Linked DNA regions of Homo sapiens: region 1 is linked to region 2. The links are chromatin loops, found by intact Hi-C in ENCODE. Cell type or tissue: HepG2. All regions are shown on one strand. Links, peaks and the distances in the headings refer to the core of each region. The heading gives the core; the rest is flanking DNA. Region 1 holds the start of PIPOX (pipecolic acid and sarcosine oxidase). Region 2 overlaps SEZ6 (seizure related 6 homolog).

Evidence for each region. A loop is a pair of places that touch in the nucleus more often than their neighbours do. Peaks named below come from ENCODE experiments on the same cell type or tissue, not always from the same donor. Only the 100,000 strongest peaks of a DNase experiment are listed, where the experiment ranks them.
Region 1: it touches region 2 in a loop (9-fold over the local background); 9 of 110 quality-filtered maps call a loop at or near these places.

Annotation. Positions count from the first base shown.
Region 1 is chr17:29,034,466-29,049,415 of GRCh38, forward strand. PIPOX (pipecolic acid and sarcosine oxidase) reads left to right here and starts at 8,676. Exons shown (of 8, transcript NM_016518.3): 1 at 8,676-8,874; 2 at 10,394-10,542. The coding sequence starts at 8,761. RefSeq lists an enhancer at 8,155-9,043. In HepG2, for the core only: a CTCF peak has its summit at 8,349 (motif pointing right); DNase peaks (open chromatin) are centred at 8,326, 8,686 and 11,496; H3K4me3 peaks cover 2,795 bases.
Region 2 is chr17:28,960,263-28,975,212 of GRCh38, forward strand. It overlaps SEZ6 (seizure related 6 homolog), which reads right to left. Exons shown (of 17, transcript NM_178860.5): 4 at 9,495-9,690; 5 at 3,700-3,885; 6 at 543-711; 7 at 243-409. All of the region lies in intron 1 of LOC105371716 (a long non-coding RNA gene), which reads left to right. Among named protein-coding and RNA genes, the nearest start is that of PHF12, 16 kb to the left of the region's middle. RefSeq lists enhancers at 7,365-7,454, 8,142-8,792, 11,686-12,563. In HepG2, for the core only: a CTCF peak has its summit at 5,529 (motif pointing right); DNase peaks (open chromatin) are centred at 5,539 and 8,840; H3K27me3 peaks cover 3,903 bases.

The sequences.
Region 1 (14,950 bases), core at 4,672-12,671, 77 kb after region 2:
AATGATCATACGTAGACTATAATACAATCATGCTTACTGCAGTCAAATAAATAAAAGACAAGCTTGAAAATATTTGCAGGGACAGGAAATTATGCAAGGTAACAAAATGGACTAAAGATATAGTAACAGCAATTAAAACTCAACTCATTAATTTAAAAACAGCTTAGATGCAGTGGAACAGAGAGTTAGCAAAGTAGAAGATAATAAGGAGAAATTACCTGGAACACAGCATAGAGATTAAAAAAAAAAGAGGGGAGAATAGAGAAGATAAGAGATACAGCATGCAGAGATCTATTGTATGTATTTTGCAGAAAGAGGGGGAAGAATGAATAGGGCAGAGGAACGTATTTGAAGAGATAATGGCTGAGTTTTCCAAAGCACATGAAAGACACCAGTCTACAGATTCAAGAGGTGTGAAATTCCAAACATGACAGTCCTGTCTAAACCAGCAGCCAGGTGAGAGAGGAGGGAGGGGTACAGCTGAGCCTTCCCAGCTCTAGCATGCTTAAACTTCCCATAAAAACCCCAGTGAGAAGAAAAAGCTCTAGGCTTCTCAACAAGAAGCAAAGCCTTCTGGCTTTGGCACCAAAGATTCCCTGGCTCTTCTAGGCCTTTCTCCCTTTTCCACTGCCTCAAGGCCTCTTCCCTAGCTAGGTCCTGGTTTCCTATTATCCATCCATGAAGGTCTTCCCTTATTTTTATTTAGTTATGTTCTTACTCTCTCTCTCTCTTTCCTTCTTTCTTCTCCTTCTTCTCCTCCTTCTCCTCCTTCTCTTTCTCCTTCTTCTTCTTCTTCTTCTTCTTCTTCTTCTTCTTCTTCTTCCTTTTTTTAGAGACAAGGTCTTGCTATGTTTCCCAGGCTGGACTCAAACTCCTGGGCTTAAGTGATCCTCCAATCTCGGCCTCCAGAGTAGCTGGGACTACTGATGCATGCCACAATACCACGCTAGGCTTTACCTTAAACCTCTCTTTCTCTCTTGACTTCAAAGGAAGGAAGGGGACCCAAGGCAGAAACAGAAAAAAGAACAGAATAAGAAACAGTGAGAAAAAAGAGTAAGAAAGATGTGTCTGCAGGCATCGTGGCCGAGAGATGGGCCAGACTGGCTTAGGGGCCAGTCTGGAGGCAACAAGCAGAAGGTGGGCACTGAAGAAGGCTTAGAAGTTGTTATCCAGAATTCTGCTTTCCTTTCCTCCTTTTTCTCAGGCTTCCCTTGGATTCTCTGCCTCCATGACCCTATGGCTGGCGGGATAGTGTGGGGAAGACCTGAGTTTGCATATCTGTCTATGTTCCCTAATAAACAGCGAAATCAGCAGGTCTGGCTGCAGAGCTAGGAGGGGAAGACCACATCTACCCAGAAAGGAGACTACTAGAGGGCCCAATGCTGGAGTTAATCTTCCTGCATGCTGCTGAATTTTTGTTGCCCTGTTACCTATCAAGCCAATCCAGCTCATGCAAAAGCTGTTTACTTTTCCTGCTCCCAATTTCCACTCTTTCCCCAACTCCCCACTTTAGGGTATAGTGATATCCAGGCTGTGAGGCACAAGAAAGACATGGAAATGCATCTCTGCAGAGAAGGGAGGGAAAGCTGCCAACAGGGGACACATACCTCGTCTCCATCCCAGACACACCCTCACCTCCACAGAGAAACAGGACCACTTCTGAGCACTCTGATTTCTCATTTTTCCCACTGCCTGCTGAGCTTTAATGGGGCCTTCTCCAAAAGCCTAGGGGTAGAAATATACACACTCGGATGTACATGTGTATGAAGACACCACTTAATGAATACCTGGGGATATTTTGGGGCACCACAGTCAGATAAGTGTGCAAATATGGACATGTCTTTATGTAGGATTGACAGAGAAAGACCTGGAAATAAGGCTAAGAAGATTCCATTGTTTACCTGCTGGGAAGTTTCGCCTGGAGACAGATGAAAGCCACTCCACCCTCCTTTTCCTTTTGTCTCAGTGCATTTCCTTTTGTCCCAGTGAGGTCTGAGGGTGCTCATTCACGAGTTTATCCTGCCTGCCCCTCACTTCCAGGCTAAATCATGACTTTGTATTTTCTCGAGGTTATGGTCTTAGTTCCCAAGACTTTTCTTATTTTCTGCCCTCCCCTGGAGTCTGCCTAGCAACTGTACTCTTGTATCTTGAGGGAGAAGCATTGACTCTAATATATGTCATTTAACAAATACAAAGGAAGCAGAAACCAGGGTCTCTGGGTGTTCAATCCCCTCCACCTCCTGGTCTGAAGGTGGGTGCTGTCCTGGGCACTCACAGAGGGCGCTGTCAGCCTTTGATAAACCTTGCTGGGCCAGCCCAGAACAGGCATCTCGCCCTCCCTGAACACCCAATAGCAGACAGCTAGAGAGCTTTGTGACTCGAGGGCACCTATGAGAGCCAGAGAAACTCACTACCTATCAGTAAACAGGAGGGGGTGCCTTCTTATTCCCAAATGTCTCCTACACACCATGGAATACTATGCAGCCGTCAGGGAGAAGGTGCCCACTCGGTATGACTGATGTGGATTGCCAAGATAAAGAAAATGAAAACACCAGGGTGTTCTTGTACCCTACTTTTGAGATGAATAAAAGAGAATATACTGTATATGTTTGTCTACCCATGAACATCTCTGGAAGGACACAAAAGAAAATAGCAACAGCGTTGCTTGCATCTGATGAGGAGAACTAAGCAGCTGAGGATAGGGTGGAAACAGACGTCCTTTCCACAGTGGTCTCTTTCGTACACTATGTTGTTCTATATGTATGTATTACCTACAAAAAAATGACAATGAAAAGAAGGCTTTTTCTCCTTAAAGAGCTTGGGGGAAGGCAGGCATGCAAACAATTACAATGCAATATGCTCAGTGTTATTGAGATGCGCAGGGTGGGAAGGGAGTATAGGAGAGAGACTGTCTAAGGGGGCTTGGGGGTGTCGGGGAATTTGGAAGAATCACACCGAATGCTAAAACCTCTCTAGGCTCAGCGTTGCCCGGGCATAAAGGACACAGTGAGAAGGGACCTGAGACGAAGCTGCAAGAGCAGGTAGAGGCCAGAGTGTGAACCGCCTTGTGTGCCAAGCTAAAGAATTTAGATTTTATCCTAATAGGAAATAGGCAGCTATTAAATAATTTTCAGCAGGGAGTGACCAGTTCAGATTTGCTGTTTAGAGAGATGACTCTGGCAGGGATGCGGAGGATAGATTAAGAGGGGCTAGGATGGGGCGGGGAGAAATGTTTTGAGGTTAATGCAATAATTTAGGTAAGAGATGGTGGGTAGGTGACCCCGGGGGCAAAGGGAGGGAGGATGGCAGAGAAGAGATTAAACCTGAGACTCGAACTGGGCCAGCGATGTGTATAGAGACCACGCACAAAGCCTGCTCTGCCGCTCTCTGTTTTCTCACGCTGGCATCCTCTGCACATTTGGATGCCCCAGATGCCCCAGCAGCTGGCAGGATGGGTCCAGGGAGCCCTTCCTGGTCTGCCTGCCTGCCTCCTTGCCCCAGGCTCCTTGGCAAAGCAGAGCAGGGAAAAGAGAACAGAAGCGTTTCCCTCGCCATCCAACTCCTAGGTCTCTCATTTATTCCTTGCTCTCTCCGGATTCGGGTCCTCTCATTATTTCTGATCTGTACAGCTTGCCGCTTCCCTGGCTCAGCTCTCCCACCCCCGTCTGCAAAGTGTCAATCAAGCCATCAGATGAGCAGCTCAGCCTCATATCCTCAGCGTCTCTGCCCCAGGACACGAGAAGCGATTGCTGACACACACAAGCAGCAAGGTGTAAGGCTGCTGGCTCTCCCTTTAATAGTCTTCCGATCCAGAATGGGTGTTAAAATGGAATTTGAGTGGATAGCGTCTCTCTGCCTGTCCCTGTCAGGACAGCCGCAAGGACGGGCAACCCTGAGAGAAGGGGAAGCCTTCAGAAGTCGATTCGCTTTTCATTTCAAGGTTGGGCCATGGCCAGTGTCTGCTTTCGGAGGAGCTGTTTGAAATTGTTAATGAGAAGCAGAATGCTTGAGTCCAGGAATCCAGGGCAGCCTTGTGAAGTAGGGATGGGGAAATGGAATTGTCATTTTATCTCTGAAGGGATATTGTATTAAACAAAGTGGGGGTGGGGGTATGGGATACAGAGACGCTTTGTAGCTTCCCTGGAGGACTGAACAATAAGAAATATCGAGGGCAGCAGGAAGAACTGAGATTAGAACAAAGAGTGAAATTCCCCAGGCCCTGGAACCAGGGGCCAGGGAGATTTGAAGCATCTGCTTCCCCGGGGGCTTGCTCCTTCTTTTACAAATTGTGAATGGATGTGTGGTTTTTATAGAATGTGGCAACTAATGAGCATGAAGCTCAATTACTCCACCAAGTTCTCTTTCGATTTTTGATCGCACGTACACAGAACACTTGGTTGCAGTGTGTGTGTGTGTGTCTGTTTGTGTTCTGCTTGCCTTTCTCAGGGTTATCTCATACACACATTTCTGCATAGCAGAGTCCAGCTTGTTATTTGGAATAGCTACGTAGTATTCCATTGTGCCAGCGAGCCAGAGCTTGTTCAGCCATTCCTTGTGGTTGAGTTATTTCCCATTTTTTTATATTGTAAAAGCACAGATATCAATATCTTCATACCTTTGTCTCCCCTTGGGATATGGTTCCCCAGGTTGAATTTCTAGGTCAGAAGGTTTGAGCTGTTTTACCCGGATTGCTGTGTATTGCCTCAGCCACCTCCAGGAGATCCTGACAACCCAAATTGCCACCCTCCTCTATCTCTGTCCCCACAGCACTGACAACATAAGAGATTGTCATTTTTATTTATTTTTGCTAATTTAATAGGCACATAATAGTACCTTGAAGTTATTTAATTCCCATTTCTTTCATTGCTAGTGAGACTGGGCACACTTCCATGTGAGGATTTATTGTCTGCTTTTCCTTGTACGTAAACTGTTCATCTCCTCTGACATCTTATCAAGAGAAATCTGGGGGCTGATCTTATATATTTATATCAAGCCTTTACATACTCAGATAGTACATTTTTCTCGGTTATGTCAGCCATTTTTTATTCTGGGGAGCTGTCCAGTTGTGATGTGGATGCTGGCCTGTTCCGGGGGGTGGGAGTGGCATATGGAGTTGTGAGGATTTCTGGACTCTTGAAATATACATACATATATATATATATATATATATATATATATATATATATATATTCTGGGGTTTTTTTTTTTTAGAAGAAAAAAAAGCCAAGCATGGTAGGTTTTGCTTGTAACCTAGCACTTTTTTTTTTTTTTTTTTTTTTTTTAGGCAGGCTTGCTCTGTCGCCCAGGCTGGAGTACAGTGGCACAATCTCGGTTCACTGCAACCTCCGCCTCCCGGGTTCAAGGGATTGTCTTGCCTCAGCCACCTGAGTAGGTGGGATTACAGGCCTGCACTACCACACCCAGCCAATTTTTGTATTTTTAAGTAGAGACAGGGTTTCGCCATGTTGGCCAGGATGGTCTTGAACTCCTTGCCTCTAAAGATCCTCCCACCTCGACCTCCCAAAGTGATAAGATAACAGGCGTGAGCCATCGCACCCAGCCAGTCCCAGCACTTTGAGAGGCCTACGTGGGCAGATTGCTTGAGCCCAGGAGTTTGAGACCAGCCTGGGCAGCATGGCAAAACTCTTGTCTCTACAAAAAATAAGCTGGGCGTGGTAGTGCACTCCTGTGGTCCCAGCTACTCAGGGGGCTGAGGTGGGAGGATCAGCAGAGCCTGGGAATTTGAGACTGCAGTGAGCTATGATCACACCACTGCACTCCAGCCTGGGTGACAGACTGAAATCCTGTAACAGGAAAAAAAAAAAAAAGATAAAGAAAAATCCAGTCCGATGGCACCTCCTCTCTGGGCTCCTGTTTTCCTAAGAACAAAAGGGCTAGGCTGAGAGGACAGCCAGTTGCCAAGATCAGTCTGGGGGATTACTTGTGGAATGAGAAGCATTGCTGGCGGCCTTGGCAGGCCACTGTAAGGAGGCAGGGCAGCTCCCTGTAGTCATGTGGGTTTCCTGGACCATTATTTTCTCCCACTCATTGTGGGAGAAATAGCAAAATATTGAAATCGGAATCATCATTACAAGTTCTGACTCATCCTCAGTAAAGCACAGTGGTTAAAGGAACGGATTCTGGGGCAGACAGACCTAGGTTCACAGTTCAGTGTCTTTCTTTTCTTTCTTTCTTTTTTTTTTTTTTTTTTCCATAGAGCTGGAATCTTGCTCCATTGCCCAGGCTGGAGTACAATGGTGTGATTATAGCTCACTGCAGCCTCAAACTCCTGGGCTCAAGTGACCCTCCTGCCTCAGCCTCCCAAGTAAGTAAGACTACAGGCATGCACCACCATCCCTGGCTAATTTTTAACATTTTTTGTAGAGATGCGGTCTTGCTATGTTGCCCAGACTGGTCTCAAACTTCTGGCCTCAAGTGATTCTCCCGCCTCGGCCTCTCAAAGTGTTGGGATTACAGACGTGAGCCACTGTGCCCAGCCTCAGTGTCTTTGTATACCAGGGGTGTTGCTTTGGGTAAGATAGAATCTCTCTAAGCCTTCACGTCTTCAGCCATTAAGTAATATTTTGGTTATGGCTGTGTAAAAAACCTCCCCAAAATGTTGTGGCTGAAAACAACAACCATTTTATTCTGTTTCATGGTTTTGTGGATCAGGAATGAAGCTTGACTGGGTGATTCTTCTGCACTATGCAGCATCAATTGGGTCACTTGGTACTATTTGGCTGGTGCTAGGCTGGGCTGGAGGAACCAAGATGACTTCACTTTTCTTTGAGACAAGGTCTTGCTATGTTGCACAGGTTTGTCTGGAACTCCTGGCCTCAAGCGATCCTTCCTGACTCAGCCTCCCAAACCAAGATAACTTCATTCTTATATAGAGTTCTCCACCTGGTCCCAGGTCCTCTCCATGTGAACTCTCCCATAGGGTGCCTGCACTTCTAACATGGTGGCTCAGGGCTCAGAGAGTAAGGGCTCCTTGGCCAGGTGCGGTGGCTCATGCCTGTAACCCCAGCACTTTGGGAGGCCGAGGTGGTCGGATCATGAGGTCAGGAGTTCGAGACCAGCCTGGCCAATATGGTGAAACCCCGTCTCTACTAAAAATATGAAAAATTAGCTGGGTGTAGTGGCGCTCGCCTGTAGGCCCAGCTACTCGGGAAGCTGAGGCAGAAGAATCGCTTGAACCCACGAGTCAGAGGTTGCAGTGAGCCAAGATAGTGCCACTGCTCTCCTGCCTGGATGACAAAACGAGACTCCCTCTCAAAAAAAAAAAAAAAGTAAGGGCTCCAACATAAGAAGAGGAAGCTGCCAGTCTCTTTAGGGCTGTGCCAGAAAGTGTCATGGTATCACTTTTGCCATATTTTATGGGTCAAGCAGTCACAGAGTCTGTGATAGAAGGAGTGAAAAAGAATTTGGGGCCATCCTTAATCTGCCAAAAGTAGGCATAAAAATACTCCTAAGCCAGGTGCAGTGTCTCACACCTGTAATCCAAGCTTTTGGGAGGATGAGGTGGGAGGATTGTATGAGTCCAGGAGTTCGAGACCAGCCTGAGCAACACAGTGAGCCCTCGTCTCTACAAAAAATAAACAAAATTAGCTGAGCATGGTGGCATGCGTTTGTAGTTTCAGCTACTCGGGCGGCTGAGGTAGGAGGACCCCTTGAGCCCAGGAAGTGGAGGCTACAGTGAGCCGAGTTCGTGCCACTGCACTCCAGCCTGCGTGACAGTGAGATCCCAGAGATCCTCTCAAAAACCAAAACTTCAAAAACAAAAACCCGCAGAAACTCCTAGGGCTATGAGGAGTAAATGAGATAACTCATGCAGAGGCAAATTTACCATGAAGCAAATGAAACTTCAACCATGGGGGTCCTTAATTGAACAGTTTCTTCCACATCCGGGCATCTAATTTTGTATTAATAATTCTCCTTTTTTCTTTTTCTCAAAGAGTACCCTCGAACTGTATGACAATCAAGCCCTACCCAAATGCCAGTATCAGTACTTACTAAGCATACTGCCTGGGACAGAGAGATGCTCAACACGGGGCCCCTCCAGGCACTGGGCTGGCCTGGTCCCCTCTCTGTGGCTGAGGAGAGGGCTCCTCCTCTCACTCTGCCCTTTCTGTCTTTTCAGGATCATTTCTTCTTTCTTCAAAATGAAAGTAAAACATGCTGGGAATAATTTCATAATTACAAAACTGCCCTCCCAATTGGCCCCTGCCTCTACCCCCTGACCTCACCACCCACCAGGGAGGTGGGTCTTATTCTGGGCATCGTGCCAAGTTCTTAGCGGGGCCCTCTAGAATCTCTAAAGCAAATCAGGCTGAAGAGGGGAAAACCAGCAGGGGGAGGCAGCATTCCCGGTGCCCAGTATGGTCTAGGAGGCATTGAAATTCCAGGGCCGAAGTCCTGAGACAAAGATCATAATGAGACAGGAAGGTGGCAAAGGAAGGAGCCCATTTGCATGACAATAATTGAGCCAAGAATAGAAAGCCACAGGGATGCAAGGGTGAGGCTGGCGGCTGAGCTGGGCTAAACCTCACAAATCAGACTACCCAGCTCTGCTCCGCAGGGGAAGGGAGACTGAGCCCTGGGCCAGGCTTGGCAGAGAGGGAAGCGGGAGGACACGACCCCAGGGCATTGTGGGAACACTGGCCAGGCTGGACTTTGCCTTCCTCCTCGTCCTTTAGCCGGGAGCCTGTCTTTGCTTGCCTTTGCCTTTGAGGCTCTGTGGCTGTGGGGCTGAGTGGCATCATGGCGGCTCAGAAAGATCTCTGGGACGCCATTGTGATTGGGGCGGGGATCCAGGGCTGCTTCACTGCATACCACCTGGCCAAACACAGGAAGAGGATCCTCCTGCTGGAGCAGGTACTGTGTCCCTTCTGCACCCCCAGCTGTAAGGACTGTCCTACCCTCCTCCCCTGCAGAAGGGTTTTCAGAGCCAGCAGGCTACAGGGCAAGGCCAAAGGGACTGAATCATCAAAAATTCTGTGTAATTTGTATCTTAGCTGCCTAGTGTGTTTCATGGCAATTCAAAGAAGTTTCACATCCCTCATACCCACATTGGGTTTCTAGGCACATTTCCTCTTTCTACTGCTTCCCAGTTCCTGCCCTTGACCAAGCGTCCTAGGCCCTGTTCTCTTCCTTCTCACTACTCTTTCCCTTCTGTGCCCAAATGGTTGATCCCCACCCCAGAAAAATAATTGGTTCTGCTCTAGGTAACCTAAAGTAAAGATAATTTTGCCTAGAGGCAAAGGTTGATTTATCAGCCTAAGAGGTAGGATTCTGTCTTGCATATTCCTGGCCTCTCACACCAGAACCCAGCAGAAGCTTCTGTTTTTTTTTTTTATTTTTTATTTTTTGCCACCTCCAGATAATAGCAGCCTCCTTGTTTGACACATGATAAGTGAGACTGAGGCCTTATTTTTCCTGCTACGCAGTGCAGTCTGCAGTGACCACTGCATATGTGGGTGGGCCCTGTGTGTCTGCAGGGTCCTTCGAGGACAGGGCCACCCAGCTATCCACTGCAGTGGACTCTCCCTTTCCATTCTGCCTGCAGCTACCCAGGCTGGCTATGGTTTGCTCTTCTTGGTAATGAGCCAGAGTAGTTAGAAACCTTCTTCATTTCTCTATCAGTTTTCTCAAAGCCCAAGGGATTCCTGGTTCATCCTCTCAGGAAACTCATTGTTGCTGAATCCTGAGGTGGTTCTCTTACCCTGAGTGATCTGTAGCCACAGAGAAATAAAGTCAGCATCAGTTTCCTTGTTCATAAAATGAAGGGGCTGGAGTAGTTGAACTGGAAGGTTTTTTCTAATTTTGCTTCTTTGTGAATCTAAGTGAGGTGAGATTGCAGCAGGATGGTTGAAGACTAGCTAACAAAAGAACTTCTGGATGTGAACAACGTTAGCAAAAAGGAAGCCTAAGTTAGTGCTATTGAAGAACTTCTATCTTGATTGCCAAGTCAGTAAATTGGTCATAAAGAGAGAATTTGGAAAGATTGTGTGAATTTTTTTTTGTGGGGGGACAGGATCTCACTCTATTGCACGGGCTGGAGTGCAGTGGTACTATCATAGTTCACTACAGCCTCAAACTCCTGGGCTCAAACAGTCCTCCTACCTCAGCCTTCCAAGTAGCTGGGACTACAAGTGCCACCACACCTGATAGTTTTTAAATTTTTGAGAAGACTGGGTCTTGCTATATTGCCTAAGCTGGTCTTGAATTCCTGGGCTCAAATTATCTTCCTGTGCATAATCCTTCCCCAGATTGTGTGGAAATATTTGAAGGATAAATGGCTCCTGGTTGACAGCACATGCTGATATGGCTCTTAACAGGGGATGCAGTGTGAGGGGTAATGGCTTCCATCATCTCTCTTGTTTTCCACTTCCAGTTCTTTCTACCACACTCCCGAGGAAGCTCCCATGGACAAAGCCGGATAATCCGAAAGGCGTACCTGGAAGACTTTTACACCCGGATGATGCATGAGTGCTATCAGATATGGGCCCAGCTGGAGCACGAGGCTGGAACCCAATTGCACAGGTGGGCTGTGGGAGGAATTCCTTGAATCGTGGGGCTCTGCACCTGCAGGTACTTTTAGTGTGTGAAGTGGCAGCGCCATGGAACATTTGGAATGCAATGGGAGGGACACAAGGCCTCAAGAAGTACCAGATGCATGGAAGAGTTCTGCTGTCATGGTGGTCACCCCACAGGTCCAGCTGACTCTGGCCAGGCTCTGCGTTGCAGGACTGGGTTCAGACCATGTGTCCAAGGCTAGCAGAAGCAGTACTGGAAAGCCTGCTGGCAAGGCACCGTGTGGCAGATGCCCAGAGTGGACAGGAGTCTGCTGGAGTGTGTATTTTCAACTCTGTGGAGGCCTCTGCAACTCTTTTAGGGCAGGGGTTGAGATAGAGGAGGAGGCTGCTTTCAGGAGGATTCTTTTTTTTTTTTTTTTTTTTTTTTTTTTGACAGAGTCTCGCTTTTTTGTCAGGCTGGAGTGTAGTGGCGCCATCTTGGCTCACTGCAACCTCCACCTCCCGGGTTCAAGTGATTCTTCTGCTTCAGCCTCCCGGGCAGCTGGGACTACAGGTGCGCACCACCACACCCAGCTAATTTTTGTATTTTTAGTAGAGACAGGGTTTCACCATGTTGGCCAGGATGGTCTTGATCTCTCGACCTCATGATCTGCCCTTCTCGGCCCCCCTAAGTACTGGGATTACAGGTGTGAGCCACCGTGCCTGGCCCAGGATTCTTTATAGTCAAATCAACATCCTAACTTTTCCTGAGGGGTCCTCACCCCCTTTAGCAGCCCTATAAACCCATTTTGTTCTCTCTGAGTACCTTTTCCTGTAGGAACAAAATGGGGACGTTCCCCAGGCTGGATTGCTTGCCAGGGAGTGAGCCTCCACGTCTTTCTCTGCTGCCTTCATGGCTCTCTCCAACCCTTGACCTTTCAAACACTCATGGGAAAGAAAGCCAATAATCTGTGATGCAATGGGAACTTTAACCATCCCACCTCCCTCCCACCTCCTCTGTGACTCTTAACTGAACTTCCTACAAACCCTGGCTCTACCTGATAGGGTGGTGGTTATTTTAATGGCCAGGAACCAAGAGGTTAGTGTTCTGTTGCAAAAATACCATTAACTTAAGAACAAAGTGAAATCCATTATGCAAATCAGCCAGGGCAGCTAATTACAGATTTATTCAGAGGCAGCTAATGCACCCAGCACCCAAATAAAGGAGCATGTCTTGCTGGTGGGTGGCCCGGCAGAGGGACCCCTCTCTGTCAGTTGTCTGTGAATACTGCTGAGCATCTTTTGCTAAAAGAATCGCCCTGGGCCTCAGAGGGCACACTTCCTCCTAGCACACAATGAGGCAACTAAGAGACGTTAGAGTGTCTGGAATCTTTCCGAGGGAGACGATTCTGGAGTGAGACAGGCTTAGGTTTGACATTGTGCTCTATTCCACACCAGTTGTGTGATCTTGGAAAAGTTTCTTGACTTCTCTGTGCCTCACTTTTTACGATAGGGCTCTGAGAGGATTAAATGAGACTTTTGTGAAATACTTGGCCCAATGTCTAGCACCTTTCAATAAGGGGCAGTCCCTTATTGACCCATTCTGGGTCAGCTGCATTCTGTTCCATTGAGCAACAGTGGGAGGAAAGGCAGGAGGAGACAGATGGGTGCAACAACCACAGATACCAAGGGGAGTGGCAGCAGGAAAGAGGGAGAGGGATCCTTGGGTAGGAGACTCTCAGAAGCGCACAATCCTCCTCTTTGCCAGGAGGACAGGAATTTGGACGGGCTTTGGAACTGGACCTGGCTCTAAATCTCAGCTCTGACACGCTCAGCTGTGTGGTTTGGAACGAGCTGTTGAACCTCTGGTGAGACTCAGCTTTTTTCATCTGTGAAGTAGGGATACTAATACCTGTGTCATGGTGCTGGGGTGAGGATAAGTAGGTAATGGGCTTAGAACAGCACCTGGAAAACCATCTTCCTCCTCCTCCTCACCATATATGTAGTGTTTACAATAAGAAACTAGGCTGGGCATGGTGGCTCACGCCTGTAATCCCAGCACTTTGGGAGGCTGAGGCAGGTGGATCACCTGAAGTCAGGAGTTAAAAACCAGCCTGGCCAACATGGTGAAACCCCGCCTCTACTAAAAATACAAAAAGTAGCCAGGCATGGTGGTGGACACCTGTAATCACAGCTATTAGGGAGGCTGATGAGGCAGAAGAATCGCTTGAACCTGGGAGGCAGAGGTTGCAGTGAGCCGAGATCACGCCACTGCACTGCACTCCAGCCTGGGTGACAGAGTGAGACTCCGTCTCAAAGAAAAAAAAAGAAAAGAAAAGAAAAGAAAAAACTAAGAGTTGCCTAAGTACCTGACACCTATAACTCATTCCATTCTCCTCACAATCTTATGAGAGGGTTGCTGCCGGGTAGTCAGGGTCTTATCCCATTAATGCAAATCACAGAATTACTATACTCTTAAGTCTAGAATAGAGGTTGGCCAGCTTTATCTATAAATGGCCACGTAGTAAGTATCTTAGCCTTTGCAGGCAACGTGGTCTCTGTTACAATTATTCAACTCTGCCATTGTAGTGTGAAAGCAAGATGTAAATAAATGAGCCTGGATGTATTCTAATACAACTTTATTTATAGACACTGAAATTTGAACTTCATATAATTTTCATGTGTCACTCAACATTATTCTTCTTTGGATTAAAAAAAATCAACAATTAAAAAATTTAAAAACCATCTTGGCTCATGGACCAGACCAAAACAAGCAGAAGGCCAGATTTGGTCCCTGAGTGGTAGCTTGCTGGCCCTGGGTGTGGAAGATACCTCAAACTGGTTAACTTGTCCATTTCTGTCTCCAAATAAGTTCATGCCTAAATCATCCCAGGTCAAAAGACTGCTACTATGCATTTAAAGACAGGGAAATATCACAGCCCTTCTTAAAAGACCATTCTGATGTCTCATAGCCCCAGTTACGAAAAATGAAAAGTAATGTGAATATGCTTTAAAAACCTCTAGAGTGCTAAGTATTCTTACTACTATTGTTATTATTCTATTATTATAAGTCCTTTCTTATGGCTAACCTAATGTACTCAGGCACACCAATTTATTTGGTTCTTTTACTTAGCAGGGACACAGAGCAGATACTTCCCATTCTCAGAATGGTATCTGAATACAGCTCTACTACCTTTGGGCTAAAAGCCATTCTAATTCCTTTAGCTTTTACTGATTCTTATTTTCTAAATGATTCATCATCTGTGTGGTTCTTACTTTTCCCCAGGTTTTTCTAGAAGAACCAGCACAATACCATAATACTACTGATAGATATGAGCATACTTAATGCTATTTGATGATGATTAAAAAAAAACCTTTAGGAGTTGGCAGTTCAGGTGGTTGTCCAGTGCTTTTCATTCTGTTTAGCTGCTTCCTGTGACAGCGGCATACTAAACATGGGTGGGTTTGGGACATTTGCATATATTCTGGGAACAGACAATGACACATGTGTCAGATCACAAGGTCTGAATCTTTTGTGATGTGTACAGCCAGGATGCTGATTCCAACAGCAAAACCCAGCTCCCTGGCCCATCTCTTTCCTGCCCCGCCTTCTCCCTTTGAGTCCTACTGTCTAGCTCCTGACCTGGGCTGCCCCTGCTTAGCTGACAGTATCAGACAAGATCACAGCCGTAGGCAGTACAGCTGCTGGCAGAACCTGGTGGCCCCCTCTGCAGCTGCTGTTTCTTGTGTCTGCGAAGTGTCTGGCTTGTCAGCCACATCCCCTCCCTGGAGCAGTCTTTGTTAACCAATTCCACCTCGGCCCACTGAACGGAAGATGAAATGCCTAGAGCTCCTCCAAAACCAACAAAGGCAGCAGCCATTACCAAGTCCCCATTCGAATCCCTTCCCCAAGGTGACTCAGAGCTGGCTTGCTGGGCATTTTTAACCCACAGAGGGGAGAGCTGAAGCTTGGGATGGGAGATGGCAGGTGCAGGGAGAGCCGTCTCCTCTCCCAATTCCTCCCCACTCCATCCTACACCCTGTCCTGCTACAGTAACTGGTGGAAATCCCTGATCACCAACTCCCTACATCATATCTGAGGCATTAGTCGGGCTATAGCAGAGTCAACAAGGCCCTCGGGAGGAATCTTCAATTACCTCTTCCTAGTGCTGGATCAAGCTAGGGTCAGGAGGAAGGAATAGTTCATACTAAATGCTCTTGACTCAGCTGATGGGCATTCTGGGAGGTGGGAGCTGCACTCTTTTCTAGGGTTCCCTGGCAACCCATGTGCTGGCTTTCAGTCCTTCTTTGTAGCTAGTCCTGACCATTCATTTCCCGGTCATTTTTTATCCTGCTGATGCCCTTGTCTCCTCTCACCCTTCTCCTTCCCAAACTTACAGCCCAGGTCTAAGCAGAAAAAAAGAAGACAGGGAGGC
Region 2 (14,950 bases), core at 1,527-9,526:
GAATTTATTCCCTTGGACCATAGGGCCTGGGTCCAGGCAGAGGTTTCCTGCAAAGCTGTGGTAGGGATCCCGGACCCAAAGAGAGGGGCAGGGAAAGGGGGCCTAAGTACTGAGTGAGCAGGGGCTGACTTGGAAGGAGTGACAGCATGGAGGCAGAGAGGGGTAGGGTGTGGGAGAAAGACCCTAGGCCCGAGCCCATCCCCGTGGACCCGCCACCCCCAGTGAGGCCCCAGCAGGCTCACCCTCATAGCGCAGGGCCATGCCTGCAGCTGCCCCGCTGCTGTCAGTACTGAGCTCAACAAAGAAGTGTTTGCCAGAGCTGAGCAGGCCCTCAATGGGCAGGTATTCCACCTCATAGGAATCATACACTGGTGGGGCCTCCACGTTGTCCCCATTGCGAATGATGAGCCTGAACCAGGAGAGTGGCAGCTATGTAGGCTGGTGGCTGACCCAGATGGGGTGTGGCCCCAGGCTTGGGTAGCGTCCCTCCAGCAGGGTATTACCAGGCCAGGCACTCCCATTCCACTAGGACAGCCCCTCACCTGTCATCATCCTCTGCCAGGGAAACCTTCTCAAAGTGCAGGTGTAGCCGCTGGCCCTCAGGAGCCTCAAGCAGCCAGTGACAGGTGAGGTTGTTGCTGTAGTTGCCCGGGAAGCCTGGAGAGACGATGCGGCCGGTGGTGGCATTGCGGATCACTCCGCCGCAAGCAGCTGTTAAGACCAGGACAGGACGTAGGCTAGGCCCCTGCCTGAACCCAGGCAGCCTAACATGCCTTCCTCCCTATCCCAGCCCTATATCCTCTGCTTGGAGCAGCGGGGACCTTGCCTCCCTGCCATCTTGGCCCTCATCGTCCTGAAGGTCAACCTTTTAGCCCTGTGAACCTGCATCTCCAGGCAGCCTGAGCTCCAGAATCCTGCCGCCTAACCTTTCACACCCCTGGGACTGACCAGGGTAACTCTCTTGACTGTGGGTAGATGTATCACTGCCTGGTTGTGTGCCCAGGTAAGTCACTTTCCCTCTCTGCTGACTTCTCTAGAAGGCCGACTCTCCCTAGGTAGACTTTACTAAAGCCCTTACTGTGGGCTTCAACCTTCTTGGATACATCTGCTACTTCTACCTCATGCCACTTTCCTAAAATCAGTTGTTTGGGTATGTCCCTTAACTAGGACCCCCTGGAGCAGGAACCAGGTCTTTCCAGGCCAGGCACAGAGTTGGTGTTCAGCGTTGGTTGAATAAAATGAGTGAATGAATGTAAAAAGGGGTTAGCACTAGATCCGGGCGGCAAACACCTGATGTGCATGCCATCCGCCCCGGCCTCACTACCACTGCCGTTCCTGGGCTGACTGACCTTTCTAGTGCTGACCCTACTGGCTTGGGGCTGTCCTCTCTTTCTAAGGAGAGACTGAACAGTTTGCCTATGGCTATCTGTGAGGATTGCTGGGTTACTTGGCCACAAACTCCTGGCGGTTATGTGAGGCCAGAGAGGGGTCCTCAGGCAAGAGGAGTATGGCTGGTTCCAGGCAGTGCTTTCCTCTCCTGGACACATAGCTCTGACCTACCCAACTCTCAGAGACCAGGCTGCCATGACCAATACACAGGACCTTTGTCTCCAAATGCTCAAGGCAGCAGAATATTGTAACCTAGTAAAGCTCCTGGGGGGCTGGGGCAAGTTTCTTCTCTGCAGAAAGGACAGACCTGCCTCAGCTTGGTCTCAGAATGGAACTGCCCTTCAAATCTGATCATGCCCCATCCTTTGCTGAAAATTGCTTAGTGGCTCCCCATTACCCTCAGGATAGAGTTAAAGCTGAAAATGGTGTTCAAGCCCTTTATGAATCCACCTCTCTCTAGACTCAGCTTCAGTCCCCTCTCCCCGCATACCCTCTGCTTCAGGCACACTTCACTGTGTGCTCACTATCTTGTGCTATTTCATGCCTGCACATCTCTGCATATGCAGTTCCAGGAACCCACCCCACTTTCCCAAACTAATATTTCTGAAATCCTTCCATGCTGTCTCCTTGGGAAGCCTTGCTTGCCTCCTCTCTCATCTTGGAGTAGCTCTCCATCCCTTGGGCTCCTCCACCACTCTGCCTTTACTCCTATTGTAGCATCCTCTGCACTGAGCTGCTTGCCAGCCTCCCCGCTAGATCCTCGAGGGCTGAGAAAGCATCTGTGTTATTCAACTCTGGTTGTGCCTGGCACCCAGGAAGAATTTATAGAATGAAATAAGATTCATGGCTGGGTATGGTGGCTCAAGTCTGTAATCCCAGCACTTTGGGAGGCCGAGGCAGGTGGATCACCTGAGGTCAAGAGTTCGAGATCAGACTGGCCAACATGGTGAAACCCCATCTCTACTAAAAATACAAAAAAATTAGCTGGGTATGGTGGCATGCACCTGTAACCCCAGCTACTCTGGAGGGTGAGGCAGAAGAATCGCTTGAACCCGGGAGGTGGAGGTTGCAGTGAGCGGACATCGTGCCACTGCACTCCAGCCTGGGTGACAGAGGGAGACTCCATCTCAAAAAAAAAAAAAAAAAAAGATTCAAAAGCCTAAGCCCATACCCACTAAAAAGAAAAAGCCCGGCCAGGCACGGTGGCTCACGCCTGTAATCCCAGCACTTTGGGAGGCTGAGGTGGGTGGATCACGAGGTCAGGAGATCAAGACCATCTTGGCTAACATGGTGAAACCCCATCTCTACTAAAAATACAAAAAATTAGCTGGGAGTGGTGGCGGGCGCCTGTAGTCCCAGCTACTCGGGAGGCTGAGGCAGGAGAATGGCGTGAACCTGGGAGGCAGAGCTTGCAGTGAGCCGAGATAGCGCCACTGCAGTCTGGCCTGGGTGAAAGAGCGAGACTCCGTCTCGAAGAAAAAAAAAAAAAAAAAGCCCAAGTTGCTTTTCATACTGCAAACCAAACACTGAGTCTTCCTTTCTCCAACAAGCCCCTTTTCATTGGCAGCAATCCCAGACCTGATCACTCAGGACCAGACCTGGGAGTCCCCTTTCCCTTTTCCCAGTTCCCATCAGTTTCTGGAACTTCCCTCTGCTTCATTCCCCAAATCACAATCTAAGTTCAAACTGTCTTGCCTGGCTGGCCTCCCAGTCATCTCCTGAGGAATTCTAAGGCCCTCCCTTCTCATAAGCTTCAACAGCTCCTCAGCCTGTATCTTGCCCTGACACTCAAGGCCCTTCCATTGCCACATGTCTCAGGCTTCAGCCAAACCTGGCTGTCTTCTGTGTCCCTAAACACCCTCACCTGCCTGCCTCTATGTCCCTGCCCACGTTGTTCTCTCCATTTAAATGTCAAACCTGCAGTGCCTCCTCCCCTAGGAAGCCTCCTAAATGTCCAGCTAAGAATGATTGCGCCCTTGCCTCCCAGGTCACTTTATGTCTTTTCATTGGTGCTTTTTACTTCTTCCCCTGGAAATTGGTGACCTCTGTGCTTTCTCCTTTCTCCCTTTCCTGGAAATGTGGGTTCTTTGAGGGCAGAGTCCCTGTTTAATTCAGCTGTTTGTACCTGTGGTGCCTTCATCTGGTAGATGCTCAATAAGTGCAGGTTGGATGAATGCCACTGAGGTGCATGGCCATTTTCTGGCTTCCTTATGAAGAGCAAATGAAAGTGGCAGAGAGCAACAGAGAGCAGGGATGAGCCCCCACCTCACTTCTCTGCTCAGCACTGAGCCCTTTCCCCTGGGCACTCACCGATGCAGACGGGCTCCTTTGAATCCCAGAAGGGCTGGGTGGCATTGAGACAGGTGAGATGCCTGGCGCCCTTCAGCTGGTAGCCAGTGGCACAATGGAAGCGGGCACTACCCCCTGGGTGGAGGCTGGTGACAGTCACATCTCCATAAGCTGGACGACGGGGAAAGTGGCAGCTCAGGAGATAGGCTGCAAACAGAGAACGGGTGACACTGTGTATGTGTGCAGGGTGGGGGCGGGAGCTGGGCCATTGGTTGGGGGAGGTCTGCCTCAGTCTGCCTGGAGGTGTCATTTGGGGCCAGAGGAAGCACTAGGAGTTCCAAAACAACTCCAATCTCCTCCCTAGAAGGTTACCAGTGATATTTCCAGCAGCCTGGGCTGGTTAGTGGAGCAGACAGAGCTGGAAATTAGAAGGGTTAGGTTCTGGCTCAAGCTTTATGACACTTTAGGCAGGTTATTTAATCTTTGTGTGTGTGTTTCCTCATTTGTTAAATGAGGTTTAAAATCCTAGCCTACCTACAGGGTTACTGTGAGAAGAAATGATAGAGTATTTTATCTAGCTTGGTATCTCTGGTACCCAGCTGATATTATATCTTCAGGAAATGCTTATTGAATGACTCGTAGACATGAAAGCACTTGAAATAGTGAAAAACCTATACAGATGTAAAGTGTTGATACTGTTTTTCCTTTAGGGAATAAATATGAATTGCAGCAGCAAAGAGTGAAATCAGACAGTAAAGGCTTTCCCAGTATTCACTGAGAAATGCTAAAAAGCTTGATGCCAATGGCCATGGACTTCTTTTAAAACCAGAATGGTGGCCGGGCCGGTGTCTCATGCCTGTAATCCCAGCACTTTGGGAGGCCGAGGTGGGCGGATCACCTGAGGTCGGGAGTTCGAGACAAGCCTGACCAACATGGATAAACCCCGTCTCTACTAAAAATACAAAATTAGCCGGGCATGGTGGCGCATGCCTGTAATCCCAGCTACGGGGGAGGCTGAGGCAGGAGAATCGCTTGAACCCGGGAGGTGGAGGTTGTGGTGAGCTGAGATCACTCCATTGCATTCCTGCTTGGGCAACGAGAGCAAAACTCCATCTCAAAACAAACAAACAGCCGGGAGTGGTGGCTCATGCCTGTAATCCCAGCACTTTGGGAGGCCGAAGTGGGCGGATCACCTGAGGTCAGGAGGTCGAGACCAGCCTGGCCAACATGGAGAAACCCCATCTCTACTAAAAATACAAAAATCAGCCGGACGTGATGGCAGGCGCCTGTAATCCCAGCTACTCGGGAGGCTGAGGCAGGAGAATCGCTTGAACCCGGCAGGTGGAGGTTGCAGTGAGCCGAGATCGTGCCATTGCGCTCCAGCCTAGGGGACGAGAGCGAGACTTCATCTCAAAAAAACAAACTTACAAACAAACAAAATCCAGAATGGTGGTAGGCTGGGGCAAGGTGGGAGGATTGCTTGAGGCCAGGAGTTCAAGAGCAGCCTGGGCAACATAGTGAGGTCCCCATCTCTGTAAAAAATTTTTAAAAAATACCCAGGCATGGTGATGTGTACCTGTAGTCTTAGCTACTCAGGAGGCTGAAGTGGGATCGCTTGAGCCTAGGAGTTTAAGGCTGCAGTGAACTATGATTGCACCACTGCGCTCCAGCCTAGGTGACAGAGTGAGTCCCTGTTTCGAAAAACAACATCAAACAAACAAGAAAAAGATGGGGACGAGGGTAGGGAGGCAGTGCACTGCCTTCATGGAAGTTGGGGAAAGAACAAGTTGCCCTGGGAAAGCTGGTAGCTTTGGAATTGTCATACCAAATTTGACCAAATGGTGGCAGCAAATCCTACAAAACAATCTGGCATATCCCGATCCTGGGGTCAAGCTGGGGTGGTAGCTAAAAGGATCAACCCGGTGCAGTGGCTCACGCCTGTAATCCCAGCACTTTGGGAGGCTGAGGTGGACGGATGGCCTGAGGTCAAGAGTTCAAGACCAGCCTGGCCAACATGGCAAAACCCCATCTCTACTAATAAAATACAAAAATATTAGCTGGGCATGGTGGCAGGCGCCTGTTATCCCAGCTACTCGGGAGGCTGAGGCAGGAGAATCGCTTGGACCGGGGAGATGGAGGTTGCAGTGAGTCGATATCATGCCATTGCACTCCAGCCTGGGCGACAGAGTGAGACTCCATGTTCCAAAAAATAAAATAAATAAATAAAATAAAATAAAATAAAATAAAAGTGAAGATCCAGCTGGGCACGGTGGCTCACACCTGTAATCCCAGCACTTTGGGAGGCCGAGGCAGGTGGATAACAAAATCAGGAGTTCGAGACCAGCTAACATGGTAAAACCCCATCTCTACTAAAAATACAAAAAAAAAAAAAATGATCTGGGCATGGTGGCACGCGCCTGTAGTCCCAGTTACTTGGGAGGCTGAGGCAGGAGAATCGCTTGAACTCGGGAGGCAGAGGTTGCAGTGAGTGGAGATTGCGCTACTGCACTCCAGCCTGGGCGGCAGAGTGAGACTCTTTCTCAAAAAAAAGTGAAGATCCTGGCTTGCGTCTAAGAGGTGAGAGCAAAGGCCTGGAGGGGTCAAGGAGAGGCTGAGAGGCTTGTGCTACAGAGCCTGATAACCCTTGGGGTGGTAGGAAAAGTGAGGACTGTCTAGACTGAAGATCTTGGGTCTTGGGGTAGGGGGCAGCCCCACTGATGGTATCAGGTAAATGGGAGGAGAGGTCCATGCAAGGCCTCTGTTCCTGGGTGCCTTTGTGTGAATAGAAAAATGGGCCCTCTTTCTTCCCCCCCATTAAAAAGAAAAAGAAAAAGAAAAAGAGGCTGTCTCAGGGCAGACCAGGGTCCAGAAATTTGAGTTTTATGACTTTCACCTGTCCTGTTACTATGTCTGTGAAAGTGGGAGGAGAATTCCTCCTCTTCTGTCTCTCATGGGGCTCTGGAGAGAATGGTCGGTAAGTGGCTAGTTGTGCTTGGCAGGCAGTACAGGGCAGTGCTTAGCAGGTGGGCTGTGGGTCAGACTGCCTGGGTTTGAATGCAGGCTTCTTCCCTACGTGCTGTGCCACCGTGGGCAAGTTACCTAAATTCTCTGTGCCTCAGTTGCCTCATTTATCCACCCACTTTCAGTATTACATCCAAGGTTGTGGAGGTTAAGTGAGAAGACATATGTGCAGTTCCTGAACAAATGCCTAAGACATCAGCCTGCTGTTATTGTTTGTAATCTTGATTAATAATAGCACCTCACATCTACATGTACTTTCCAGATTCTAAAATGCCTTCACACTCTTCTTTCTTGATGTCTACAATATGCTTGGGAGAAAGGCAGGCAAGGTAGGGGCTATGAGCCCATTTTCAGATGAGAACAGGTTCAGAGAGACCCTGTGCCCTCATCACACAGCAAGGAAGTACTAGACCAGGAACTTGAAGCTCCTGGGCTCTGAAGCCTTCTTGCTTTCCACCACCACCCCACCTGCTTCCTCATTTGAAGTAGAAACTTGGGTTCAGGGGTCAGAGAAATCTGAGAGTAACAGACAAGCCTGCTCTGGGTGGTTGTCCAGGGCAGCCACTCACAGTGACCTGGGGAGAGGTCCCAGTCCAGGATGGGATGGAGAAAGGGGTGTGGGGCACCACACCCAGAGTGGAGGAGGTTAAGAGGTTAACTGACGCCTAGTGGGGTCTAGACCATGAGCCAGGCTCAGGCCCAGCATTTCCCCTTACATCTTCCCCTTTGAGTTCTTATCACCACTCTAGTAAGGGAGGGCCCTCGTTTCACAGATGAGGAAACTGGGCTGGAATGGGGTGGAACTGGGCTGGAACTGTAGGAGGCTGGGGGCAGACAATGAAGCCCCCAGACTCCATAGTAGTTAAAGTATCACTTCCCAGGATGAGCTTCCTCCTGTTGCCATGACAACCGTTCCCGGGGAGCCTGAACCACTGCAATCTGTTGAGTTATTTTCTCACTGGAGTCTGTTTCTGGAGCCAAGTCCAGTGCCAGGAATGCTGAGGATGCAGGAGGGGGATGTCTGTCAGGGCCGTCTGCCTCCCCACCCTGCCTGAGGCTGTGGGAGGGGAGTTGACTTGGTCTTGCGATAAGGCCCTTGTGAGGGCTCATCCTTGTGACCTCCAACATCAGCTTGGACAGCTCGAGCACAGGTGTGGGTACTAGGCCCCTCACCCCCTCTTCTGGCACCCTCTTTCTCTAGCCCACGGAGATTTGCGTGTGAGCACACGCTCCTCCTGTTCCCATCTCTGGGATCAGGGCTAATTACAGCCTATAATTAGGGGAATTACACTCATTAAGGCAAGAGCTGATCATTGACAAAAACTGGGCTGACGAGGGAGGGCTTCTGGGAGCTGAGAAGGAGGCAGGACCAGGCCAGCTCTTCCAGCCCTTCCTTGGAGGTTGCTCCCCCTTGCTGGGCCTCCAGCTCACTGCCATTCAGCCACCTTTGTCTGGCCCGACAGAGAGGAGGTCCGGAGTTTTGTGCAAAGGAATTTGCAGCAAGAGAGAAGGTTATCATGGCGTGAAATTATGCCTGCTGCCAGGGAGGATTGATGAGCCATTAGGGAGGCTAGCTGGGCCGCCTAGACGTTTCACCCTTGCCTCAGCTGGCCCCTTGCCTCTGCCAAGCCACTCTACAGCCCCATCCACTTCCAGGCTCCCTGCTGCTATGCCAGACTGCTCCAGTAGTTTGGGTGGAGGGGTGAGGGTAGGGTGAGTGCTCCTTAGGTGGGGTTCCAAGCAGCCCCATCTCCAGAGTGCTGGCTCTTCTGCCCGGCTGTGGTCCCCTGCAGGACTGCGGAAGTGGTCCATGACAATGCAAGACAATCCCTTGATTGTTCACACCAATTATTTCCGTATTAGTTCTCCCTAGTCTCAAATAGTTAACCCATGCAAAGGATCGAGCTGACTTTGTGCTCAGAGAGGGGGATGGGTAGGAGGGACACAGCTGAGACAGCGGCAAAGTCCTGAGCCCCTTTTCCTCCCTCTCCCATCCTGCCAGTCATGTAATACTGGTTTCCTTAATGAAGCATGTGCTAAGCACTTGACATGTACCATTTTGCTTAATCCTAACCATGACTTTGTGGGGTAGGTGTTTTGGTTTCATATTACAGCAGAAGGGTCAGAGAGGTCAAATGACTTGTCCAAGGTCAACAGCCAATGAGGAGATTCAAACACAGATCTGCCCATTGCCTGAGTCTGTGATTTTTTTTCATTACATCGTGCTGCTCCCTTATTTCCAGAGGTGTTCTGAGCTGATTGGGGCATGGGCCAGGTCAAGGTGGGTGAAGCAGTTCAGGAAGGGCAGTCTGGCAGCTAAGCAGATGGTCATTGTCAGATCCCTTTGACCTTCACCCTCTTGCATTTGGGGAGGGCTTCTATTGTTATTGCCTGTTTAAGTGTCTGCCTCCTCCTGAGAAAGAACTCCTTGAGGACAAGGACCTTGGTGCATCCTGACATTGCCAGTGTCCAGCACAAGCCTGGCAAAGAGCAGGTGCCTAGGAAAAGTTTGCTGAATGAATGAATGAGGGACAACGGGCACACCTAGAGGCTACCTGATCCTGAGTCAAGACCAGCTCTCTGCAGGGTGGTGGGTGGAAGAGAGAAGATCCTGGAGGTTTCAGATACGCGATACTTACCTCCAATTGTCCAGAGCTTCACTGGACATTTGTGCTATGTGTCACTAGCCCCTCTCTGCTCCTTCCCTCTAGGATGTAATTGCACAGAGACCCCCCTCCCCAGCAAGGAGGGCAGCGAGTCTGGGCTGGTTCCACCTTCAACTACCCAGGCCTTACCTTGGTAATGGAAATGGAAGGTGCCAGGGCCAGCCGGTGGCGGGAGGCTCTGGAACCTCAGGGCCGCTTGGTGGGTGGGGCTGCGGATGACTTGGCCCCGCAGCAGGAAAGACTGGTTGGCCAGGGGCAGTGGGTCAGGCCCCCCCAGGCCTTCCACAGTCACTGTCTCCCCTTCCCGGAGGCTGATATTCTGGACCTGTCAGTAGAGTAGAGAGAGAAAAGCAAAGTAGTCAGACTTCTTCCTGCTGCCTGGATCCTGCCGCCCTCAGGATCCTGCAGGCCCCGGGCAGATCAATCCTCAATGCTACTTGAGCATCGGAGCCCCCAGGCCCTGAGCTGGGCACTTCAGCAGTGCAGGAGTTGCTCATCTCAGTGTGAGACAGGACCGGAAGTTCAGAGATTAAGTAAATTATCCAAGGTCACATAGAGATTCTTAGCAGAACTGGGGTTTGTAAACACATCTTTCTGTCTCCAAGCTTTTCAGATACACCAGCTGCTTCCTGTCCTGCCCCTCCCTGGGCTCTGTTTTCTCATCTGTAAAGTAGGGATGGGGTAGGTGTATTGAACCAGATGGTGTCCGAGGCCCTGGTCAGCAGTATGAGGTCTTAAATATCAGATCCATGTGCCCAGCTTCCCCTGGACATCCCTGTTGGATGCTTCACACCCAGCCTGCCTCATGCTAGGTGACTGTCTTCCCCTAGCCAGCAGTTCCCCTGGGAATGATCTTGCTATCTCCCTGGGTGTCCAAATCAGAAACTGGCATCTTGCCTCCTCCCTCATACCTGGTCAGTCATTCAGTCCTGTCAACTGGATCTCAAATCTGTTCATTACTCTTCATCCCCACTGCCATTCCCCAGCTTATCGCCGTTACTGTGCACCTAGATCACCGCAGCAGCCTCCTGGCCAGCCTTCCTGCCTGTAGGGCTTAACCCACTCCTCCCTCTACAGCAGTATTTTCTGAACTATAGCCAGCTAACGGTCTTAGATCTGTTGCTGATCATGGTGCTTCCTTGTTTAAGTCCTCCAGTGGCTCCCCATTGAGTCTGTGAAGCCGATAATATGTAGTTCAAACTCTTTGCTTAGCCCTCAAGGCCCTGCCCAACTTGGCCCCTGCTGACTGTCAGCTGGGCCTTACACCATGCCCCTCCGCATGTCAATCGTGATTCTCTCTTTTTTCTGAGCCTCTTTCTCCGATCCTTTCCCCTGGCTGTCACAGTCTCCTCTGCTATCATGCTGATCTTCAGGCCCTCAGTCCCTTGAGCATCTTTCTGGGCTCCATGCCTCCATTCAGGCAAACAAGGATTGGACAACGACGGACTCTGCCCAGAGGGAAATTAGCAGCATGGCTTGATAGAAGGAACACTGGATTGATTGGGAGCCCAGAAATCTGGGACCTCATCCTAACCATGTGATCTTGGACAAATATGCTGCTATTTGAACTTCAGTTTCCTCATTTTATAAAACGAACTAGTGGAGTTCTTTGCTACTTAAAATGTGGTTCTTGGACCAGCATCAGCAGCCTCACCTGGGAACTTGTAAGAAATGCAGAATCTTGGCTGGGCGCTGTGGCTCACGCCTGTAATCCCAGCACTTTGGGAGGCCAAGGCAGGTGGATCACCTGAGGTCAGGATTTCAAGACCAGCCTGACCAACATGGAGAAACCCCGTCTCTACTAAAAATACAAAGATTAGCTGGGCGTGGTGGCACATGCCTGTAATCCCAGCTACTCAAGCAGCTGAGGCAGGAGAATCGCTTGAACCTGGGAGGCGGAGGTTGCGGTGAGCCGAGATCGCGCCATTGCACTCCAGCCTGGACAACAAAAGCGAAACTCCATTTCAAAACAAAAAAAAAAAGGAAATACAGAATCTCAGACCCACTAAAGCATACTCTGCATTTTAACAAGATCCTCGGGCAACTCAAAAGCACTGATCTACATGGGCTCAAGGTTCCTACCATGTTGCTCTGAAGCAGGGTTTCAAGGGTTGACCACCTGGGATGGTTAAGTGGCATCAGTGAGTCACCAAATCCTTCCCAGTCTTATTTCCCAAATACTCCAATGGGTTCCTCCTCTCTATCCTTTTGTTACTGTCCTGGCCCTAATTACCTCCTGCCCATTACTTTTCACTTGAGAATGGCTTTCTGTCTGTCTAACACTTCCCATCCCCAACTCATCTCCTGCTGATTTCAGATTGCCTGGAGGACAAGCTCCAAACTGCCCAGCTCACATTTGGTGCCAGTATCTCTGCGGCCCTCATTAACGTGCACTGCAGCCGCAGACCACCCCTCACTTCTGCCCCCTGGGCATCCACATATGGGACTCTGCGGGGGCAATATCTTCCCTTCTTCCCCTCCTGGTGAAGCTGGTCATCTTTTCAGATCTTAGGGCCGCATCGTCTGCCTCCCAGGCTAGGCCAGCAGTCCTTCTGTTTCAGACTCTCCCCACTGGCCCCTGCCCATCTTGCTGTTAAAGCCCAGGGTGGCATGTTGGGTCACAGTGCCCTCTTCACTGGCCAGTCTCAACAAAGACGTGTGGAAAGAGTAAATGTGTGGGCTGCTGGAGAGACATTCCCCATCAGATACCTGTGAGCTGAGAAGCATAGAGGATGCTGAGCCCAGCCAGGTCCAAGGATATGGCTGCTGCGAGGCTCAGGGCCCCTCAGACTGGGTGCTGAGAAGAGATGTGCCCTGGGGACTCCAGAAGGGGCAGCTGGGCAGGGAGAGGTCCCTACCCCTGCCTGAGAGGAAAGACCTGGTGGGTCTTTGGGCTGAAGAGAAGGCTCAAGGCAGGGTGCTGGAGGCCGAGGCGTCTCCTCTCTGTGAGAAACTCTCCACCCAGGCACGTTTGGGCGGAGGCTGCCTGACCATCTGCTGGGGACATTCCTCAGGGAATTCCTGCAGCAGGCGGAGGCTGGATGAGGTCCCTTCAAACTTGGAGATTCTGTGATTCTAGAGTTGGGAAAACAAGACTCACACACGTGGAATCTGTAATTATCGAGAGATGCCAGGCAGCATATAATTCCGCCTTAAGTGGCACTGAATGCAGGCAGCAGGAATCCTCGGGGGGAGAGCGAAGGGCTCAGAGGCTCAGGGAAAGTGCCTGAAGCAGGTGGGTCTCAGAGTGCCTTGAAGAGAGGAGCACTGGGAGAAGGAGGAAGGGAGGACGCTCACTACAGGGAAATTACCACGAAAGCAAAGGCAGAGAAGTATTACTAGAAATTAATTTGTATTTTCTTCCTAGTTCCCCATATACCTCTGGCTTGACCTCTAGCTTCTTTTTCCTGATCTTGCTGCTTTGGGACCAGAGAGAAGCTGTAGCGACAGAGTAACAACAGTTGCCATCATAGAGTGTGTCAAGCCTTGTATTGTACTAAGTGCTTTTCATCCTCACCGTGAATCTATAAGATAGGTGGTAAAATACCCACCAGTAACAGAGGCTCAGAGAAGCTAAGGAACTTGCAAAAGGTCACATAGGGGTTAAGCAGTCTTGCTTTGCTGAGACAAGGCAGCTCCCTATCCTCCCAACTTCATGGGGGCATCTTCTGTAGAAATAACATCTAGACATCTTTATTCCCAAGCTCAGCACCCCCAGGTTTAGCAAGGAGGTGGGTCTTGGCTTGGCCTGGCTTTTTTAAGATGTTGGGATTTGAGTTCCCACCAGCCACCCTTGCTCCTAGCAGTCTGTAAAGCTGGGAAAACTGAGACTGAGACCTCTGGCCCCCTCTGGTCCAGGGGAGGCATGGCCCTTTCAAGCTGGCCTGGCTCCCGGCCCAGTCTAGTGGTGAGGGTTGGGATGAGAGTGTGGAATGAAGTGGCTCCTATCCAGAAGGCTCCCTGTTCTCAACCAGAGGCTGTCTGTGCAGCTCTGGTCCCCTGGGTTTCAAGCACCCTCTTGTGGGTCTGCTGCAGTGGCTGGAATGTAATTTGTCACTTGTTTGAGGGCCAGGCTGACAGAGGCCAGACAGGGCTGGGTGTCGGACAGGAGGGGTGATGAAGTCTTGATGCAATTTGCAGGCATCTGTAGAGCCTGGGAGACAGATTGAAATGTCAGCTCTGTTCTTGAGGGCTGTCTTCCATACCCATAGCCAGTGACAGGAGGGGACCTGGGGGCCAGGCAGGGGGAAGACAAAAGCAGAGGGAGCTGAGGACAATTCCTCCAGGACCCTGGGCTGTCTAACACTGCCCTGCTTCCAGCAGACCATGGAGTCAGCTCAAGGAGGAAATACAGCCACTTTGAGAGGCTGGCCCTTTCCAGGATGGGAGGTGGGAAGGATTCAGGTTGTCTTCTGCCAACCTCTAGCTCAACAGCCTCATCTGCCCTGTCTGTCCCCATAGAAGCTGTCAGTCAGGCCTCCAGCACGTGCCCTAATGGCGTAACCCACAGACGAGATGGCACTACAGTTTTTGTACTCATTTGCACCAGTACAACCCGGCATAGGCAGATGAGCTCAAAGATGACTCTTGTGTGCGATCCCCACCCCCAGATGCTGGCTACAGGTCTCCTAGGCTCTCTTGGTCACCATCACCTGTGTGTACTCGGACACAGGCCCACTTACACGCACACAGCCCCCTCAAACGTGTCATGGCACGTGCACTTCCACCCCCTGGCAGAAAATAACCCACCAATCCAAACTCTCACACTATGCCTAGGCGCCACCACCACCCTATTCGCATGCCCTCACACACCCGTGCTCCCTCACAGCAACCATAGGATAATCACAATTTTCCCACAAGAACCTTCGCAGTTTTCACATCCATTATCTCTTCAGCTCTCATAAAGTCTCAATAAGGGAGGCAGGGCAGGCTGTTTTCCTGCACTTTATAGATAAGGGAACCTTGTAATCAGGGAAGTTGAGAGATCCTCTTTGGTCACACAGTGAGTCCAAGACAAAGCCAGGACTCGAGGCCAGGACTCATGATTCCTGGTCCAGTGTCCTGTCTTGTGTGCCTGGCAACCCCAGGCCCTCCCCAGAACTGGGAGAATTCCAAGTGGATGTCCTCCAGAATCAGGCAGGGCTGACTGGGAAAGGGCATCTGGGGCAGATCCTGACAGGTACCGGTCTCCGCCTGGGTCTCCCACTTTGGATTTGCCTTGTGCCACAGACAGGCCTATCTCCTGGGCCAAGGGAAGAACAGGGGCTTTTGAGTCTTGGATTGAATCCCGGCTCAATCACTGACCAGTTGAGGGGCCTTAGGCAAGTCATATGACCTCTCTGAGCCCCAGTTTTGCCTGTGAAATGGGGATAGTTTACCTACTTCATGGGTTTGTAAGGATTTGGTTAGATCCTGCCAGTAAGGGTTTTAGCACAGAGGGGCACAGCGCTAGCAGTCATCTTTCCATTTAATGGGGAGATGTGGGCCACACCCTGGTAAAACCTTGGCATTTGCAGCAGAAATGATAGCCGGCTATGAACTTACTTTGCCCTCAGGTCTGCCAGGGCTCTGCCTGGGAGGCATTG